Regions from separate parts of the Homo sapiens genome. Here region 2 is linked to region 1. Evidence: read pairs that join two places in POLR2A ChIA-PET (ENCODE). Cell type or tissue: GM12878. All regions are shown on one strand.

Evidence for each region. Peaks named below come from ENCODE experiments on the same cell type or tissue, not always from the same donor. Only the 100,000 strongest peaks of a DNase experiment are listed, where the experiment ranks them.
Region 2: POLR2A ChIA-PET joins it to region 1 with 12 read pairs; 2 of 35 experiments call an interaction of 5 or more read pairs at or near these places.

The regions. Positions count from the first base shown.
Region 1 is chr3:152,126,017-152,128,516 of GRCh38, forward strand. The region is part of intron 2 of LINC02917 (long intergenic non-protein coding RNA 2917); the gene reads right to left. Among named protein-coding and RNA genes, the nearest start is that of LINC02917, 78 kb to the right of the region's middle. In GM12878, no CTCF peak of the experiment used is centred here; DNase peaks (open chromatin) are centred at 376 and 1,235.
Region 2 is chr3:152,478,920-152,481,419 of GRCh38, forward strand. No RefSeq gene overlaps it. Among named protein-coding and RNA genes, the nearest start is that of MBNL1-AS1, 210 kb to the left of the region's middle. In GM12878, no CTCF peak of the experiment used is centred here; a DNase peak (open chromatin) is centred at 1,552; H3K4me3 peaks cover 612 bases; H3K27ac peaks cover 1,980 bases.

The DNA.
Region 1 (2,500 bases):
ACATTGACATTAACATTGGCATAGTGATAGCCAGGATGACTGAATGAGCCCAATGCCTCCCAACCACAGATCCATGGATAAAAGATACAGAAAGTAAGACCAGAATCATGAGAAATTTAAAGGGGGAACTAAAAATAGCTCAGGAGTTGTAAAAGTGTTCAGAACAAATCACAAATAAATAGAAAAAAAACAATTTTGTTATCAAAGATAGACTTTTTAAAGCTGGGGTGCGTGCTTACCATATTACCCATGAATATTGTCAGTAGCCATTACTTTACATGTCTCTCTAAAGCAGCATTGAAAAAGCTGTTCTGAGTCAGAACATTTAGCAATAAATGTTCTCTCTGACAGCAGTGCCAAGGGACATCTTGTTGATGGATATAATCAATCACAAAGTCCTCTATTCCCACGGTCATGCTTCATCCAATCACTAAATATTATCTGTACTTTTGCTATGTGCAAGACACTGTTCTAATTTTAGTACACCATAAGAATGAATCATAGCATCTGCTCTTAGGAACAATCTACTCCAGAGGACATATAGATACCTCTATTATAGGAGCAGAAGAAGTATGTGCCACCCAAATTTCTTTCAGGAGTTCGTAGAGGAAAGATTACAAAATATTCTAACCCAGTGCCTTATATACGATCAATATTTGTCAAATTGGTTAATGAATTTATGAATCCAGTAATTTTCCTGAGCTCCATATAAATCTATTTGAGATTTTCATCCTGTATTATGTTTGTGGCACAAGATTTAGAGTTACCTCTCTATATAATATGTGTGTATATATGTGAATAAAATGACATCATTCAAGATTCTGTGAATAACATCTTTTTTATGAATCTTGGTCTATTACTAAATGTGTACACATGATTTTATGCACTTTGATTATATACATCTTTAGCTTTAATTACTCAGAATTTTACATTTCATAATTTCCCATATTCTCTTCAAAAATCTTTCTATCTCCTGGTTGCCCTCCCATCCTACTGGCTTCAGTTTCTCAGTCTCCTTTGTGGCCTGTGTTTCTTCACTATCTTCCTTATAATTTGGTCTTGCCAGGTTTCTGTCCTGAGCCTCTATTGTGTTCACTATGCATTTTTCTCTAAGTGACAACATTTGGTCTCGTGGTTTCAATGACCCACTAGTCTCACACTATTACCACATCTAATCCCCTAGCTTAGATATATCTTTTAAGCAGAGACTCAAACACTCAACTCTATACTGAAAAGCGACATCTAGATGACGTGACTCAACTCTGTACTGAAAAGCGACATCTGGATGATGTGACACACAGGGATCTGAAACTGAACAAGTCCTATTAATTCTATCACCTAAATATTTCCATAAGCCACACATCCTGCTCATTGCTACACCTTTAGTTGAGTCCCTTATTAGTTCTCAGAAACATTAATTCAACATCACTTCTCTGACTTTTCTATCTCATGCTTGCTCCCCTACCAGCACACCAGGATATATTTGCCACACCACTGACAGACTGATCTTTAGAAAGCTAATCTTATTTTGTTACTTCCCAATTAAAAATACTTTAGTGATATTACATAAATTTTAAAATAATTAGCATGGTATATGCCAACATTGATGACCTGGCCAACAACCACCTTTCTACTTTTACCATTGATCATTCCTATTATTCTCTATAAACCAACTAATAGTAAATTTGCAGGCTTTCAAGATGTCCTCTCTTCATTCTGTGCCATTAGAAATGTTTCTTTCTCTGCCCTTTCTCTCTCCTTTATCTGGTTAACACCAACTCAAGCATTTCTCCTAATACATTTCTCCTAATACATCTTCAAAAAGCAGTCTTTAATCATTAAAAATTTTTATATATTGCACCAAATATATTAGGCAGGTTGCAATCTTTGATGTAGGTATGAGTGCTTCTCTAAGATCATTTTAAGAGTTTAAAGTCTTTTTCTTTCTACTAGGAAATCTGAATGAAAAGATAATACAGACTAAAATTGTCATAGCTGTCTATATTGATGGTTAAGAGTTACTGATCTAAAGACCTAAGTTTGAATCCTGTCTCTCTCAAGTACCAGTTTGGTAACCTCAGGAAAACATTTATTTTAATCTCTCAGTTTTCTACTATCTAAAGTGGTTGTAGTTAACTGCTTCACAGGGTTTTTATGATACTAAATAAAATGTCATATATGAAGCATTTACACGAATATAATTATCCCAGAAAAGCCCTACACATCATCTACTATATACATTATATAATCTTTTATATTTAAAAGTGTATATCTGATATATTTATGAACAAAATGATACGGTGTCTGGGAATTGCTTCAAAACAATCCGGTGAAGAGAATAATCAAAGATGTGGAGGTATAGAGGAAACATGATTGTTTCTGAGTTGCTAACTCTAAAGCTTGTTAGTGGTATGAGGAGGGTCCATTACACTAACCTCTCTGCAAGAGTATGTGTTTGAAATTTTTTAGAATAGAAGTACTTTTAAAAGTATGAAGATTT
Region 2 (2,500 bases), 350 kb after region 1:
ATCCTGTCACCCGGGTACTGAGCATAGTACCCAACAGTTAGTTTTTCAGCTCTTTCACCCCTTTCTCCTTCCCACCCCTAGTAGTTCCCAGTATCTGTTGTTCCCATCTTTATGTCCATGATTAACGAATGTTTAGTTTCCACTTACAATTGAGTACGTGCAGTATTTGATTTTTTGTTATTGTGTTAATTCACTTAGGATAATGGCCTCCAGCTGCGTCCATGCTGATTTTTTTTTCTTTTCTGTTTTTTTTTTTTTTTTTTTTTTTTTTTTTCAGATGAAGTATCGCTCTGTCGCCCAGGCTGGAGGGCAGTGGTATGATCTCGGCTCACTGCAACCTCTGCCTCCCAGGCTCAAGCAATCCTCTGCCTCAGCCTCCTGAGTAGCTGGGATTACAGGTGCCTGCCACCATGCCCAGCTAATTTTTTTTTTAGTAGAGACGGGGTTTCAAGATCTTGGCCAGGCTGGTCTTGAACTCCTGACCTTGTGATCCACCCGCCTCAGCCTCCCAAAGTGCTGAGATTTACAGGCATGAGCCATCACACCAGACCGATTTCATTCTTTTATGGCTGTGTAGTACTCCATTCTGTATATGTACCACATTTTCTTTCTGAAATTGTTTACTCTGTATATGTGTGTTTATACACACACATATATAAACACACTCACACATGTATATGTACAGAATACACACATATATATTGCTGCACAGAAGCTCTTTAGTTTAATTAGGCCCTACTTGCCAATTTTTGTTTTTGTTGCAATTGCTTTTGAGGACATTGTCATAAATTCTTTCCCAAGGTCGATGTACGGAATCTGTTTCCTAGGTTTTCTTTTAGAATTCCTATAGTTTGAGGTTTTACATATCTTTAATCCATCCTGAGTTAATTTTTTATGTGGTGAAAGGTAGGGGTCCAGTTTCATTCTTTTGCATATGCCTATCCAACTATCCCAGCACCATTTATTGAATAGGGAGTCCTTTCCCCATTGCTTGTTTTTGTCAAAGATTAGATGGGATGGCTGTAGGTGTGTGGCTTTATTTCTGGGTTCTCTCTTCTGTTTTATCGCTCTGTCTGTTTTTGGACAAGTACTATGCTGTTTTGGTTACAGTAGCTTTATAGTATAGTTTTTACTTGAGTAATGTGATGTCTCCAATATTGTTCTTTTTGCTTAGGATTGCTTTGGCTATTCAGGCTCCTTTTTGGTTCCACATGAATTTTAGTGTAGGGTTTTTTTCCCAATTCTGTGAAAAATGATGTTGGTGGTTTGATAGAAATAGCATTGAATCTGTAGATTGCTTTGGTCAGTTTGGCCATTTTAATGATATTGATTCTTCTTGTCCATGAGCATGGAATGTTTTTCCATTTGTTTGTGTCATCTGTGATTTCTTTTTTTGCAGTGTTTTGCAGTTCTCATTGTAGAGATCTTTCACTTCCTCAGTTAGATGTATTCTTAGATATTTTGTGTGTGTGTGTAACTATTTTAAGTGGCATTGCATTCTTGATTTGACTCTCAGCTTGGACATTATTAGTGTGTAGAAATGCTACTGACTTTTGTACATTGATTTTGTATCCTGAAACCTTGCTAAAATCGTTTATCAGTTATAATAGCCTTTTGGCAGAGCCCCTAGAGTTTTCTAAGTTTAGAATCATATCATCAGTGAAGAGAGAGGGTTTGACTTCCCCTTTTCCTACTTGGATGCCTTTTGTATCTCTTGTTCAATTTCTCTGGCTAGGATTTCCAGTATTATGTTCAATAGGAGGAATGAGAATGGGCATCCTTATCTTGTTTTGGTTCTCAAGGGGAATACCTCCAGCTTTTGCCCATTCAGTATGATGTTGGCTGTGGGTCTGTGATAGATGGCTTTTATTATTCTAAGGTACGTTCATTCAGTGCTGAGTTTTTAACATGAAGGCATGCTGAATTTTATTAAAAGCCTTTTCTGCACCTATTTAGATATTCATGTGGTTTTTTAGTTCTATTTATGTGGTGAATAACATTTATTGCTTTGCCTATGTTGAATCAACCTTGAATCCCAGGAATGAATTCACTTGATCATAGTGAATTAACTCTTTGGTGTGCTGCTGAATTCAATTTGCTAGTATTTTCCTGAGGATTTTTGTGTCTATATTCATCAGGGATATTGGCCTGTAGTTTTCTTTTTTCACTGTGTCTTTTCCAGGTTTTGGTTTCAGGGTAATGCTGGCTTCATAGAATGAGCTAGGGAAGAGTCCCTCCTCCTCAATGTTTTGGAATAGTTTTCGTAGAATTAGTATCAGATTTTCTTTGTATGTCTGGTAGAATTCCACTGTGACTCCATCTGGTCTAGGGATTTTTGTTGGTGGTTGTGGTGGTAGGTTTTTATTTTTTTAATTACTGTCAATTTTGGAACTTGATATTGCTCTGTTCAGTGTTCCAATTTCTTCCTGATTTAATCTTGGGAGATTGTGTGTTTCCAAGAGTTTATCCATTTCCTCTAGATTTTCTAGTTTGTGTGCAT